Regions from separate parts of the Homo sapiens genome. Here region 1 is linked to region 2. Evidence: read pairs that join two places in POLR2A ChIA-PET (ENCODE). Cell type or tissue: PC-9. All regions are shown on one strand. Each heading gives the region's core, and the rest is flanking DNA. Links, peaks and the distances in the headings are about the cores only. Region 1 has its middle 630 kb from the start of RORB. Region 2 overlaps LOC105376090 (a long non-coding RNA gene).

The links. ChIA-PET counts read pairs that join two places held together with the same protein. Peaks named below come from ENCODE experiments on the same cell type or tissue, not always from the same donor. Only the 100,000 strongest peaks of a DNase experiment are listed, where the experiment ranks them.
Region 1: POLR2A ChIA-PET joins it to region 2 with 7 read pairs; 1 of 35 experiments calls an interaction of 5 or more read pairs at or near these places.

What each region holds. Positions count from the first base shown.
Region 1 is chr9:73,865,391-73,873,734 of GRCh38, forward strand. It overlaps the pseudogene LOC100420008. Among named protein-coding and RNA genes, the nearest start is that of RORB, 630 kb to the right of the region's middle. RefSeq lists an enhancer at 3,521-4,720. In PC-9, for the core only: no CTCF peak of the experiment used is centred there; a DNase peak (open chromatin) is centred at 4,091.
Region 2 is chr9:75,166,697-75,175,040 of GRCh38, forward strand. It overlaps LOC105376090 (a long non-coding RNA gene), which reads left to right. Exons shown (of 2, transcript XR_001746731.3): 2 at 1,469-1,866. Among named protein-coding and RNA genes, the nearest start is that of OSTF1, 82 kb to the left of the region's middle. In PC-9, for the core only: no CTCF peak of the experiment used is centred there; DNase peaks (open chromatin) are centred at 3,095 and 4,355; H3K27ac peaks cover 3,008 bases.

The sequences.
Region 1 (8,344 bases), core at 280-8,279, 1.3 Mb before region 2:
TCCTAACTTCAAAATCCCCTGCAACGTTTCCCTTATCACTTGGTCTTCTTTAGTCCCTTGAAGAATTTGGCTTCACAGTCTGAAGAATAATATTGAAGGAACTGAGAAAGTTTTAGGTAGAATCGAAGTCCAGCCTGTATCATCTAAAATACCATATTAGAAGCAAAAGCACTTTATTTGAAATTAAATTTTTAACATTGTTTTCAAAGTAGCAGATTAGTGAGAACTATCAAGTTTTTTATAGTTATTTGTCTTTCCATTTTCTAGATTTGTTTTAAAATTTATCATAGGCAGCCTCAAGATAAGTAGATTGTGACTTTATTTATGTGAAGTTTTTAATCACAGGAGTTGAGATGGCTTGTCAGACTAACTTTCTGTTTTCCAGTTTTTCTCTTTTGAGTCCTATTCCACAGAAGTCCAGGATTTTCTTTACGATGGTTCTTACAGTGCATTCTCACATCCTTGGTTCCCAGTTTTGCTTTGAAGCATCAGCCTGGAGTCTTTAATCTAAAACTCAATATGGGTAACACTTTCAGGAAAGACGCTAAAGTTTAAATTTTCATATATATTATTGAATTTGAATTAAGACATTTTTGAGATCCAAGGTAACAGGCTTTTGTCTAGAATTGGATCAGACTGTACACAATTCACATTAACTTTTTTTCTTTTTTGAGCAAGATTAAAATCTGAAAAGCATGCTCCTTCTGAGGGATGTGTGCAGGAGGTGAATTGAATACATATTCTGAAATGGCTAAGGGTACTGGGATGTTGGGCCTATATAAAGGAGAATATTCATGAGGAAGCTGTAGTAAGATTGATACTTTACCCAGGTCTCCCAGGATCATTTATACCATTATTTTGTGTACTCCCATCCCTCACCTTCTGTGTGGTTTTGCTTTTTCGTAACCAATGTCTGTTGCTTTTCTTTAAAGGATGGCCCTTGAGCTACTGGAATAAAGTTGCCCTTTTCCCCTTAAGTATAGAGGGTCACAAGTGCTCCGGGACTCTTATCCCTCGGTGTATTGGCTGTTACCCAAATTACTGACAAATTTAGAGTCAGGAGAGCTCAACTGACTTTCTTCAGGATGTACAACTCTTAGTGGAAGTTATGCTCTAGAAATGCCCTGAAGAATCAAGCTGAAGCTCACCCCTTCAGAAGACCTTGCATGACAGCTCACCCTTGATTTACTTAATACCACCCTTGTCCAACTTTTCTCCTTCATTTTTCTCATTCTTTCCTGGATTACTCCCTTAATAAATCACTTGCTAACACATCTTCCTATTACAGACCGCTTCTGGTTTAACCCCATCTAAGACACAGGACAAGATAATCTAAAATATTCATTAAGTCATTCACATACATTCATGCAACAAATATTTATTAAGAGCTTTCTGCGGACCCAGAGCTGTGCAATGCTGAAAAAGTGGTGAAAAGTCAGGAAACTGGAAACGACGAACAGTAAGTCAATAACTTCACATAATTAGTTGGTTGCTAATTATGACAAATGTTATGGAAAAAAAGAACATAGGCTTTCTAAATGTCATTCATCAGAAAGAAAGAGTTTACACCTATCCTAAGAGGCTTCAATGGACAGATCTAGGGGAAATGGATGGAAGTTACAAAAAAGTAAATTTTAGCTGAATATAAGAAGAAAATTTTAGCAATCAGTCCCATCTAGAGTTTTGTTGTTGTTGTTGTTGTTGTTGCTGCTGCTGCTGTCGGAAAAAAAAAAAAAAAAGCTCTTATGAGAGATGAGGAATCTCCATCATTGGAGATATTTTTGATTAAGCCTTAAAAACATTTATTATGTCCAGGAGAATCAAGCTTAAGTTGGACTGGATGAATTAGCTGAAATCTTAAAATCTACAACTCTACTTATTATGCTGACGCTAGGTAGTATATTAGAAGAAAACATGAGAACAGCTCAGAAGGCACCAAACGATTTTAATCTGAAGTGTTAAAGTAAATGTCAGAGGGAAGTTTAGTAAAATAAGTAACTGGAGGGATAGCATTAGGAGAAATACCTAATGTAGATGACGGGTTGATGGATGCAGCAAACCACCATGACACATGAATACCTATGTAACAAACCTGCACGTTCTACACACGTACCCCAGAACTTAAAGTATAATAAAAAAAGATTAAAATGTTTGTCATAAACTTTGCCAAACTGTAAAAATCACTTTCAGCCATCATATTTGACCTACTTATAAAATAAAAATAAACCTGTACTTATTTGTAGAATTAATTTCCCTTCATTCAAAATACGAATGTAGGAAATCACTTATGAGACACTGATGGAAAGAAAGGCAATATGAAATCTGAAAGGTCATTGGTCTTATTTTGTATTCCTATATCATAAAATCCACTGTCTTTTGTTAGATAGTCATAGCATGTGAATATGTACTGTGACACTTCTTAAGTGCTACAGGGATGACCACTTTGGGTCATCTGTCCATGTATATACAGTAAATATATATATATATGTATTACATACATAATACATTATATACATATGCATTTTTCTATGTATGTTGTTCATAACATCAGTACACGTCAGGTCATTCTATAATGCAGGTATATGTTACTAGAAATAACTTGACATGTACCCTCGTTACAAACAACATACATAGAAAAAATACATATGTGTGTAAATGTTAAAATTATGTCAAAGAGTAAATATTAGGCTGAGCATGGTGGTTCATGCCTGTAATTCCAGCACTTTGGGAGGCTGAGGCAGGAGGATGACTTGAATCTAGAATTTTGAGACCAGCCTGGGCAACATAGAGAGACCCCATTTCTACAAATAAATTTAAAAAATTAGCTGGGCATAGTAGCACACATCTCTGGTCCTAGCTACTCTGGAGGCTGAGGCAGGAGGACTCAGTAAGCTGGGAGTTCAAGGCTTTAGTGAGCCTAGATCACACCACTGCACCCCAGCCTTGGCGACAAAGTGAAACCTTGTCTCAGAAATAAATAAATAAATAAATATTACATTAGTGTTCCCCTTATTAATATGGAAAATTTTGAGGATATAAGCCATGTCTGTATTGTTTATTATTGTATCTTCAACATCTAAAGTAGCATCTGGTACAAGGTAAATGAAAAATAATTATTTGGTAATAAACACAAGAGTAAAGTGACATATGTGGTGTGTAGACACACACATATAGTGCACAAAAGAGGGGTATTATTGTAAGTAGTAGTTCTTCATCATGACTTAGTTGTATTTATTTAGTTTTAGAGTAATTTGTTTCCTCTAAATTAACAAGGTCTTTTCCAGGCAAGAAAACAAATGTCAGCTTCCTATGAGTGACCACTGATGCTTCACTTTTAGCTAAAATAATAGGAAGAAGAAACGATCTTGGTCATGTCGGCCTATATTTTTAAGATATTTTGTTAGTAAAATATTTTAGATGCTATGGAGAATTAGGAAAAAAAATCTCTTGAGTAAAGAATGGAAAATTTATAACCAAATGTTGAGTCTGTATGAAAGTCCATAATGAGATCGTTTCTGTGGTAATGAGCTTTAGGTGAGCTTTATACTTTTGCCCCCCAGTGTCTTCGTACTCCACCCTTTGCCATCACCTCTGGAGCCAACGTAATTTTGCTCCATATAAATCACTCTCATTAGGTGAACTAGGTTGTGTTGATGAGTGCAGCTTGAACTAGATTTATAAAGTGACAGAAAGGTAGAATTCTCAATTTATTCCAATATTTTGTATGATCTTCTAGGAACAGCTTTATGATGTGGTAATTGGGCAATAGTTCAGCATTCTGATAGCCCCGGGAGATTCAATTCCACAGTAACAAAAGATATTTAAAAAGTATATCTTTTTATTTAAAGAGTATACTGAACATCAATGCATTTATTTTACTTTTCTTAAAAATCTGAGAAATACTTCAATATCTGTATTTTTTAATCTTTTTATTCAATATTGTTCAAGCTTGGAGCACTGACTCACCAAAGGGTGATGTAGGAGGCGTCAAGCTCCACTGGGCTAGCTAAGTTCTGTACATCACTGATTACTACCCTGATGACTTCTCTATTCAGGCCCGGAAGTCAGATTTGCCTCTTTGTAAGGAAACCGCAGGACTGACAGCACACAATGAATCATGCCTAACAACATGCTGACAAGCTGGCAAGAGACAGCCTGTACAGTGACAAATACAGGTGACAACAAGTGTAAACATCTGTTTGGTAGAATTTATGAGAAAAGAATACAAACAAGGAGACTTGTTCTTTCATTTTATAAGAGAATTTAGAGACTCTTTCCTTTCTATTCAATAGCAGCAACGTAAGGAATACATATTAGCCCTCAAGATTTATTTATTACAAGCACAACTAGATTATAAATGGTCTGTGCAGATTAGCATTTTGATTATCAAACCGCTGTTCCAAATATCTGATGAACAGATATTAGAATAGTTCTTAAACATACTGATTAAACACACATTGATGCTGCTATTTTTAACACTTGCTTATATTCAGGGGTAAATCAGCTTCCTTAAAGCTTAAAGTGAAAAATATAAAAGATATGTAACCCTACCAGTCATTTCTCAGGGAGACAAAGATCCAAATCCTCACTTTTGATTCAATATTGGGGATTAAATAAACAATTTTTAAAAGGAGGTCAACAGATTAACATGTCCATTATTACGTGTTCAAATAGCTTATGCAGTAATCAAATTTTTCATTTCACCATCAGCCTGTCATTCCCCACATTTGCCTTTGTCTATAACATAAAGCACCATAATTTTCTCAGTTCTAGAACAAGTTCTCAATGTAAAAATTTTGTTTCTTAACAATTATAATAGCAAAACAACAACAAAAATAACAATAATAAATCTTTTCAATAATTAGTTCAAAAATTAGTTCAATAATTAATCTCCCCGCTTCCTCCGCAGGAGATTTTGTATCAGACTGACAATCACTGCTGCACAGATGAACTTTCACAAACGGTAATGTGTTGCATTGTTCAGGTGATTTGGGCAGAATAAAAGTTAAGACACTTTAGTTTTTAACAATTTGATTTTATCCCCTTTACAGCTCTTGATTTGAGCTGTATTGTCTTATAATTGTAATTGTTGGTTTCTCTTTTTTCTCTGTTATACTGGAATGACTTTGAGGGTAGGACATGTGCTTTTCACATAGTAAATGCCTATTTTAATGATTAATATACTAATGTCATTTAATGTCAAATAAAATAAACTAGGCTGGAGTAAAATGGACCTCGTTGTTTTCCTCTAGCCTGAATGGCCCAGCCCCTGACCCTGAATCACTTTTACTAGTTTCTTTTATTTCCATTCTTTCTTTCTTTTTTAAATTGATTGAGTTATTGGATATTTATTGAGTATCCACTATGTATCAGGCAAAAGGAACAGAAACAAATGGTCTGTTCAAAGTTACTTTTAACTCTTTCAGCAATGTCTCATCATAAAAAAAAAAAAAAAAACCATTCTTCTGAGAGTACACGTTCATTATCTGGTTACTCTTCATACACTCAAGTGTCCTTCCAAATACTGCATAATGCTGAGACTACTTAACCTTCCAATCGTTGGCTGGGCTTGATGGCTCACACCTGTAATCCCAGCACTTTGGGAGGCCAAAGTGGGTGGATCATTTGAGGCCAGGAGTTAGAGAACAGCCTGGCCAACATGGCAAAACACTGACTCTACTGAAAAAATACAAAAAATTAGCTGGGTGTGGTAGTGCCCACCTGTAATCCCAGCTACTCTGGAGGCTGAGGTAGGAGAATCACTTGAACTCAGGAGGCAGAGGTTGCTGTGAGCTGAGATCATGCCATTGTACTCCAGAGTGGGTGACAGAGCAAGACCCTATCTCAAAAAACAAATAATAATAATCCAATCATTGTCTAAAAGACTAGAGGAATTACCATTGTTTTCACCTCTGTTTGACAAAGCAGTAATCAATGGAGTAAAATCCTTCCTTTTAATGGCAGTGGAACAGCATGATACTTGATGGTGTCAGATGTCCATTTTTAGTAAAAAACAAACACTGGGCTATACATGCTATGCCAATCAGTGAACTTCTGAGAACACAGTTTTCCTTCCTTATATTATCTGAATACAAAGCATCAGTTACAAGGAGTTTGTAAGCAATTTTAGTAGGCTAAAATCAAAGTGCAGTCAATGATGCATATGTCTTCAAAGTATCAGAAACTTGAAGCAGTGTCTGTAAATGAAGTTTGCCAATACTCCAGAGCAACTGAGGCAGTATAGGGAAGAGACTTGATCCTGACAAGTCACATAGGTGAAATGGTAACCAAAGTCCGGATGGGTCTTACGTGCCTGGGTATATTCCCTCCCCTGCCTTCTTGCCTTCCTTAAGAAGCTAAACCAAATCACATAGCAGGAAGAGTCTCCTAACTTAGCTGACTGGGCTAAATTCCTAACCATAAAAGGAAAATCCTAACCATTTGTCTCTTTTGGGCAATGTTTGCCGAAGTCACTGAAGCAACACTCTGGCATTCTAGATAAGAATCTGACCAGATGCAGTGGCATAAATACAAGATGGACTCTGGCGCTGTCCTTTCACTGACTCTCCTCATTACACTCTCATCATAATGCTAAATTCTTTGCCCAAGACAGGCCTTATATGGTCCTGCAGTGCATATTAGAGCATGACATCTTACTGCACAAGGCAGGAGAAAGGTCCACCTAAACATGTTTCTGCGTTATTCCCTTTTCTTGCCTCAGCTTCCTTAAAGTGACAAAGGCCAAGCCCCTTGGGGACCTGGCATCTGTTTCACTTTCCCCAGCACTCCTCCCTTGTGCATTGGAGACACAAGCTTACTAAACCTGAAACCGCCTTTGCAAAAATTATAACTGAGGAAATTATGACAATGAACGAGATCAGACCTAATCAACTTCATCTTGCTTCTAACCTTTAAGCTGTCCTTATTCATTCCTGGGCATAGGCTGAACTAACCTTGGGAAGGAGTTCAGTTTATAGTTTAACTCTGAAAACAAAATTGATAATATTCCTTACCTGAAAAACAAAAACAAACAAGTAAAAAAACCCTCCTTGCCTGACGACCAGTATGCCTTTGTAAGACTTACAAATTAGCTACAAGATTAGGAATTATTATTTAGGGGCCATTCAGTCCCTGGTTGCAAGAGTTTGAGCCTCTTCAAATTGCTCCTGTGAATAACATCAGTATTGTAACACCTAAGATCAATGCTTGAGATATTTTGCAGATCCTGCACTCATGCACCAGCTGACACCACCCAGACAGGTAATCTAACTCAACCCCTTCTGCAATCCCACCAGGAACAGAAGACAGCAACAAAAACTCACTTAGACTCCAGATGATTCCATCTCTAAACTTACTAACCAGTGTTTCCCATTTCCGGAGCCCCTACCCACCAAATTATCTTTAAAAACTCAGATCCCTGAATGCTCCAGAGACTGATTTGAGTAGTAATAAAACTCCGGTCTCCCACACAGCTGGCTCTGCATGAATTACTCTTTTTCTATTGCAATTTCCCTGTCTTCATAAATCTGCTCTGTCTAGAGCCGATAAATCAGCAGCGGGCAAGGTGAACTGCCCACTGCCTAGTGGGCGGTTACAAACTTTTCCTGAAGGGAAAAAAATACCTCCCTTTGGTCTCTTATTTTTACTTACACAAGAGTCAAAGTACTCAGGGTTCCTGTGCGGTAACAAAACCAGTTTTTGTTCCAAGTAACACCATTCCATATACATTTAACGTCGTTTATTTTGTAAGATATTCAGTTTGTTTGTGTGGTTTTTTGTATGATTTTGATGGCCATTGGACTTCTAAGTTTTGCATCTTCTTGACAAGGACTGGGTTGACCATGCATATATGCTGCTGCCATCTTGATGTCCTTGAGTGCTTCCCCAGTTCCCACCTGCAGCACACCTGCACCCCTCAAGTCAGTCCTAGCCTATTTCTTCTCTCCCTGGTTTCTGATGGAGATCTTCACTGTCAGTATCTTCAGGGATACTGGGAAGCAGAGAAAGGTTCTGAATATCTCCAGCTATCCACGACAGGATCAGGGCCCCCATCTTGTCCTTATCATTACTTTAATCTCCAGTATTTGGAGGTTAAATACTGTAAAAGCAATCAGGATCATTGCTTTTACAAAAACTCCATTCAGAAGCTGATTTAAAAATAAGAAGAAAAATCTTCCTAGGCATAACATAACACCTCAATATATTCAAACATATTGTCAATGGTTCTCTGCTGTGTTGTTAAATTTTAGAATTAGAGGATTTTAGAGCAAAAATAGACTGTAGAGATCATTTATTTAAGACTCTTAATTTTCCTTCTTTCATATTTGGCACATGGTTCTACCAT
Region 2 (8,344 bases), core at 85-8,084:
TGATCATGATGTGTCTTGGTGTGGATCTCAGAGCTCATCTTACTTGGAGTTGGTTAAGCTTATTGGATTTGTAGATTCATGTGTTTCATCAAATTTGGGAAGTTTCAGCCATTATTTGAACAATAATATTGTTCAAATATTATTTTGCCCCTTTCTCTAGCTCCTCCTTTTCAAACTCTTCTGTTGTATATATTAGTCTTCTTGATGGTATCCCACAGGTCCCTTAGACTCTGTTCACTTTTTTTTTTCTTTTACTCAGACTCAGTATTTTCAATTGTCCTATTTTCAAATTTGGCCATTCTTTTTTCTGCCTACTCAAATCTGCTTTTGAACCTCTCTAGTGAATTTTAAAATTTTTTGTTCTTGTACTTTTCAGTCCAAATATTCTGTTTGGTTCCTTTATATAATTTCTACCTATTCATTGATATTCTTATTTTGCCCATATATTATTATCCTGATTTTCTTTTGTTCTGTATCTGTGTTTTCTCTTTGCTCTGTAAGCATACTTAAGACAGTTGTTTTAAAGTTTTTGTCAAGTAAGTCTGAGGTATGGGCTCCCACAGGTACAGTTTCTTTCAGTTTATTTTGTTCCTTTGAATGGGCTACAATTTCCTGTTTCCTGTATGCCTTGTGATTTTTTTTATTGTTGAAGGTTATAGTAGTCTGTTTGTTTAGTATTTTTTCCAAACTATTATTGAAAAGACTATATTTTTTATCATGTGAGGTCATAGAAGTCTTTGTTCCTTAGCTTATATTCAGCTAGTGTTCTGACTGAGATTTCCGTGAGTGCCAGGAACTAAAAACAAAACAAAACAAAGGGAGAGAAAGGGAAAACCACCTCTACTAATCTTTCCAGACTGCCTCTGTATATGTGCATGTGTGCCCTTCCTTCAACAGTTAGCCATCCTCACACTGAGTCTACAGATCAACTCAAGGTGAAAGTGTAGGGTCATCTTAGGTCTTTCTTCTGTATGTGTTTTGTCCTGGGTGTGTACATGGCTTTCTAAATTCCCAGTATACATGACTACTTTTGAATGTCCTGATTTCCTAAAGAAATTTTCCTCAGCCTTTGCCTTGGGCAACTTATTTTATGTTTTGACTATAATCTTTTGTCCCAGGCACCTGAAAGTTGTTAGTTGGGCTTGTAGTATTTGAGAGCATTGCTTTTTTGGCCTGATTTCTGAGGTAGAAAAAGAGATGTTTGCTTTCCATCACTCCTTCAGGTAGTCCCCAGACAGGTTAGAACAGACATACATGATTTGTGGATAATATCTGCTCTGCTCCACTCCCTCTTGAATCAGAGGAAAGCGTCCTACACTAAGAATGCAGGCAGCCCCTGCTTCAAGACCAAATCTGCTATAAAATCACCACAAACTTTCCTAACATTTTGTTGTGCTTTTTTTAATTCAGTTTTTGTTTGCTAGAGTTCTGAAAAAGTTGATTCTGATAGTTTATTCTTGTTTTTTAGAGTTTCTGTGGGAAATGAGAACTGCAGCTGCCAACTTCACCATTTTGCTGATGTCACTAAGTGCAAGTTTGACTTTTCAATTAGACCATCTATGCCTAAAGAGTAAGAGCTGTGGTTAATCTTCATAGTTGTGTTTTTCTCAGCATTTAGTGTACAACTTTATATAAAATTGAATTCAATGTATATTCAACTTGAACAGTGCTGTATTCATCATTTACTGTACATTCTAGTGTTAAGTCATATATACATTCATTCATTCAACAATATTTATTGACCTCTTGTATTCAAGGCATGCCCTAGCTGAGTTATAAGGGTGAATCATAGAGGTAAGATTTCATTCCTAAAGGAGTGAATATCTAAAGAAGGGAAGACAACAATAAATAACATTAACAAAGCAACAGGTTGGTTTGTGTTTCCTTGGAAAGATGGCTCTTTTGGTGCTGACTTCTTAGATAACAGAAGCTTCAGACTAGGCTCTGGGGAAGGATCTGAAAGCAATCCCTCTTCCTGGACTTGGTGGTTTGTGCTTGTAGTCCCAGTGACTCAGGAGGCTGAGGCAGAAGGATCACTTGAGCCCAGTAGTTTTGAGTCCAGTCTTGGCAACATAACAGGACACTGTCTCAAAAAAAAAAAAAAAAAGTAACCCCTCTCCTCTTTCTGACTTCTTCCTGTACCCTTTGGGTTTGGAGAAGAAACTGTGGACATTCAAGGAAGTGCTGAAGAGGGGACAGCTCCTAGTTCTCCAACTCTTTTGTTATTTGTTTGAAAATTCTGAAATCTAACTCTTGGCTCAACTCCCTTGTTTAGCTTTGGCTTTGAGGCGCCTGAAATTTATCCCCCAACTTCCCCTGCAACCTCTACTCTCTAAATTGAGGATTGCTTAATTCCTTATTTAATATTTCAAATGTGGATTGTTGTATCTTGAAAAATATTCTCTGGAGGCATAACATTTAATTAAGTTTCGTCAGGGTAATGGCAAGGAAATTAAATTACATATTGTTTTTGTCAGAGTAGTCAACTAGAGTGCCACTTGCATGTCAAGCCTTTTTCTCAACAAAGGTTTTAAGAATATTTATATGCTTGGAGAAGATTTTTGTTTTTGAGTTGATTGCCTTTCATATTCATATTATTCTACCACAGTCTACAAATAAAGGACAAAACAAAACATCAGAAAGCAAAATTGCCTTGATGAAAAAAAAATATAGTGCTATTTTAATCTTAACCTTAAAGTGTTTACCCCTGTGGGTAATGGTATCATCTGAAGGGAATATAAGTGCCACATGCTTACACTAAGTGAGTAAAAGAGTATCTGTGAAGTTATTCAAAAGGATAGAAGAGATGAAATTTTTTTTTTTTTTTTGGCACACAAACCCCATGAAGGTCAGTTAATAGCAGACAGTTGTGTCATTAAATAATTTTGGATTTAGTACTATTTTTTAGAAAATTCCTGATTTAAATTGAGAAAAAAGAAATAGCCCAGAGCAGTCTGAGCTATGTGAGGTGTGCAACATTTATAAGGCCTGGAGATTCATGAATATGGGACATAGGTCATCCCCCAGCCCCTACCCATGCCCAGGAGCAATTGTTTAAAGGCATTTCGTTCTTTTTTTTTTTTTTCCACGTAGTTTCCTGACTAGCTGACTCACCCATTATCTTCATGTTCCTGGAATTTGTGATACAAAGAAAAATGTATAGCCAATCTAGCTTATGTTATTTTAATGTAAAAACTTGGTAAACAACCTAGGACCTGCCTCTTCATTTTTCCTTTAACAGCCCACTTGTGGCCCGGTGCAATGGCTCATGCCTGTGATCCCAGCACTTCGGGAGGCTGAGGCCAGTGGATCACAAGGTCAAGAGATCGAGACCATTCTGGCCAACACGGTGAAGCCTTGTCTCTACTAAAAATACAAAAATTAGCTGGGCGTGGTGGCTCGTGCCTGTAGTCCCAGCTACTCAGGAGGCTGAGGCAGGAAAATCGCTTGAACCCAGGAGGTGGAGGTTGTAGTAAGCCGAGATCATGCCACTGCACTCCAGCCTTGTGACAGAGTGAGATTCCATCTCAAAAACAAACAAACAAACAAACAAACAAACAAACACCCACTTGTATACTTGTAGCTGCTGCTAATTAGAGCATATATTCTGGGAAACTTGAAACTATTCTCCCCAGTTGCAGTCCTCAAACTTGGTCCAATAAACTCTCTACTTGTATTAATTTTACCTCAGTTTATCCTTTAGGTCAACAAGATGAACAGTTGAATGAAGTCATAGAATAATTGCATACTTTTGTTGTTCATTTTGGCTAAGTTGCCCTTGCTCAAATGCTGAATGAAATGTATGGATAGCATGGCTAGTAGTGTCCTCTATCAGAAAAGCTAATTTATTTATTCATTCAATTCATTCATTTATTCAATCATACAACAAATATTTATGGAGTGCCTAGTGTATGGCAGATATTGGTGGTGAATAAAGCTGACATGTTTTTTCTATGTTTAACTGAGGTCTAGTTTAGGAGATAAACAATAAATAGGTAAAGAATATGAATTATGATATGTGGTATGCAGAAAGGAACCAGGGGCTCTGTTAGGGAATAACAGGATTTCTTCAGTTGAGATTGTCATTTGAGAAAAGGGAATGAAAATGAAACTTGATAAATGAAAATAAAATCCTAGGCCCCCCAAATGACTAAATGGACCCCCTCTTGGCCAACAGGATGCCAGAGTAACCTTGAAAACTGAGTTCTTGGTCATGATGGGATGGGAGATAGGACACGTCTTATTATACCCATCCCCTCACTAACCACCAACAGGCTTTCTTCCCTGAGGGCTAAACAGAAACCAGTTCTTTCAAAACATTTTACCTCTGATGTCACCCAGCTTCCTGAGGCTGCTCCCCCTTTTTGCAGTTTCAGCACAACAACTGACCAGCATTCCTTCCTGATAAGAGACCACCAACCACAGAGTAGTTCTGACCAGTCTACAGAGGATGAGTAGTGTGGATTTTCATGTCCTCTCTTCACCTTTTGACATCAGAGGGCTGAAAACTCCACCCTTGGATCATGCTAACACTGCCATTTTTTGTGCCTGGGTTCCATAGAGAGTCACGAAGCTCTGTGCATGTGCTTGTTTCTCCTTTCATAAATACTCATGACTCCTCCTCTAGCTTATTTTTATTTTTATTTTTGAGACAGAGTCTTGCTCTGACGCCCAGGCTGGAGCGCAGTGGAGCAATCTTGGCTCACTGCAAACTCCGTCTCCTGGGTTCAAGTGATTCTTCTGCCTCAGCCTCCCAAGTAGCTGGGATTATAGGTGCCCACCACCATGCCTGGCTAATTTTTATAATTTTAGTAGAGATGGGGTTTCACCATGTTGGCCAGGCTGGTCATCTCAAACTCCTGACCTCAGGTGATCCACCCGCCTTGGCCTCCCAAAGTGTTGGGATTAGAGGCATGAGCCACTGCATCCGGGCCTCCTCTAGCTTATTGAATATGTATATTTGGCCACCCTGTTCATCATAAATTCTTGTTCCCCTTGCCCTTCCCATGAAGTGTGTTTCTGGCTTCTGGCTGGGGGATACACTTTCCCAGACTGTTAGAAAGGCCACCCTGCAGGCTGCAAGCCTTTATATGTATAAAAAAAGCTCTCTTTTTCAAATTTATGAAACTCATGATTCTTCAGTTGACAGACTGGATGAGAAGGAACTCTCCAGGTAAGGCATATGGGATTTTGAAGCTTCCAGATCCAGGGGAAGGAACATGCCTTGAAGCTAGAAAAACCTTGCTTTGTTTAAGATATAGAAAGTAGGGCTGGAACAGAGTGAAGGAGGGAAAGACTTTCTAGGACAAAGTTAGAGAGGTAAGCTGAAGCCAAATAATCCAGGTCAGTGTCAATCCTTGATGATGGGATAAATACAGAAATTGAAAATAAGCTTGTAAAGCCTTTTAAATGATTTGACATAGTGGTTTGATAGCTCTTCAATCTAATGAAAAAATTGGACTTATATTTTGATGTCTTATTTCTGGTTTCATTTTTTCTAGTAATTCATTTTTATTTTATCTTATAAAAGTATCCATCAGAGAGGAATTGAAAATTGAAAAGAAAAAAAAAAAAAGAAAAACAAGCTGGTTCTTTACCATAGATAGTTTGAGAAGCATTGCTGTGAGATCTTATAAGTTCCAGTAAAGAGTTAGATTTTATTTTTAAGTTCAAAGGGAAGTCATAGAAAGTTTTAAGTTTTAAGATTCACTTGAATTGATTTATCCTTTAAAAAGACCACTATGGGGCTAGTTTGGCTAGCACACATGTCAAAAAGTGGACTCCTTTGGCAGATGAGGATATATTTCCTAGGCATTTTATTGACACATGAAAAGGAAAAGAGTAATAGAAAAAAAAGAATTAACGAGAACTGAAAGATTGCATCTTAGAAATTGTAAGAACTGATACCTCACCTGTTCCTACAGTCCAGTAAAAATTCTGTAAGCCTTTTTCTTTTTGAGCCATTTGGGGCTGGGATGGGGAGAAATGGAAACACATGTTAGATAAACAAATTACTTTTTGAAAGAGCTATGGCATTTGCTGGATGGAGAGTAGATTGAAGGTCTTCAAGGCAGGTATGGGGAGAGCTGTTAGGAAGACCATTACAAGGTCTGCTGTAGCTGGTACTAGGGTTGTGGCTATGAAAAAATGGGTAGTGGATGGATTCTAGATATATTTTGTTCATGGACTCACAGAACTTGTTAATATAGATTGGATATGGTAGAGTGAGGGAGAAGTAGACGTCAAGGAAAATTCTTGGGTGTCTGACTAAATAACTGAGTCTATGGTGATGCACCATTTACTGGTATAGGGAAGAGTTAGAGAGTAACAGATTTGGAGGGGAGGGGGTATGAGGAATAGTGTGGGCAAAGGGCAAAATCAAACAATGTATTTTCTACATCTTGAGTTTAAGGGTGTGAAATACACAAGTAGAGATGTCAAGTAGGCAGTTAGGTATATAACCTATATATACGTTGAGCTGTTAGGTGTGGTCTGGCCTCAAGATAGACATTGGCGGGGGTGATCAGTGTATGGGTGGCATAGATGGTGTTTAATGATATGAGAAGAGAATAGTTATTATGGGGCTTGAGGACTCCCAGTCTTTACAACAGATGTCAAGAAGGGCCAGCAAAGGGAATGTGGGTGGAGTAAACTGACAAAGAGGAGGGAGCAGGAACAGTGTAGAACCACTGAAACCAAGAGAGGAAAATGTTTAAAGAAAGAAAGAGGAATGTGGCCGGGTACAGTGGCTCATACCTGTAATCCCAGCACTTTGGGAGGCTAAGGTGGGTGGATCACCTGAAGTCAGGAGTTCAAGACAAGTCTGGCCAACACGGCAAAACCCCATCTCTACTAAAAATACAAAAATTAGCCAGGCATGGTGGCGCAGGCCTATATTTCCAGCTGCTTGGGAAGCTGAGGCAGGAGAATCACTTACACCTGGGAGACGGAGGTTGCAGTGAACTGAGATCACACTACTGCACTCCAGCCTGGGCGACAGAGTGAGACTCCATCTTAAAAAAAAAAAAAAAAAAAAAAAAAAAGACGGGAATGAAAACTTGTGTGAAAAGTTGCTGAAAGAAATAGTAAGATTAGCCCAGAGGATGGTAACTGTATTTGGCAATATCAAGGTCATTGGTGAGCTCATAATTTTCTAATTATTCTTCTGGTAAAGATGAAACACTTTCCCTGTGAGAATGATCTATGTGGAGATAGTAGTCTTTAGTTTTGTGACAGCCTCTTCCTTAGTGACTGAAGCCCTTCTCCAGCCTAATAGTACAACCATGCCCATAACTATCCCAATATTTAATCCCAATAATCCCAGTGATCTCTTACCTAATCATGGTGAATAAATGCTACTACGCTCAAGGTTCCTACCAGGCTTACTTTCCTTCTGCTTTCCAACACTGTACTTTGTGCACTGACTTTCCTATGCCCCCAAACCAATAGATGCCACACCTTATTATATCCAATTCCTGTATATCTCCATTTGTATGGCATGTTGGACTTTTTGCCTTAACACAAGTCTGCAGGATCTGTAAGCCATTCTTCAGTAATTATTATTCATCTCCAAAATTCTGCCGCATGGGTCTCTTGAACCTCAAAGCCATTCCATACCTGGGAAGGAATGGTTAATATATCACATACTAAAGGATTTTACATACATAGATTGTAAAAGAAGGCATGAAAACAAGAAGTGAATTTTATTTGGACTGTAAATTATATACCGTCCAAAGGACACTTGGACATCATGTAAACAACCTGTCCCTGACCGATAGTTGTGGGAATCCTTCTGTAACATCTCCACAAAATAGTTATCCAGACCCTGCTGCTACCTACCCCTCCAGGGAATGGAAAAATGCTACTTCCTGAGGCACCTCATTACATTTTTAATTAGCTCTAAGAGAAAGAGAATGTGTAGTTTTATTGTACCAAGACTTTCATACACTCCTCCAAGATTTTTTTTGTTACTTTGGAATTAAATCTGCCTTTTCGAGATGACAGCCCTTTAGATATTTGAAGACAATTTTGAAAGTCAGCCTACATCTTCTGTCCTTCATTTCAAAAACTGTGACCAGAAGATAATCTGGGTTACACCTCATCTCTCAAGGCTGGACACGCCGCCTCTCTCAGGTACTTGGATCACCAGTCATTTAACTTTATCCTATGGAAGTAGAGAGTGCTGGGTAGGGGCTGGGAAGAGAAGAAAGGGTTTAACTTAATATTTGAGAAAGCTCTTTCCCACCCTTTGCCTGATAGCTGTTGCTAGCGACAACTGGTATTGGGAATGCTTCATAACGGACTTCTTGAGCAATAGAGAGACAAGTTATTATTTAAAAAATGT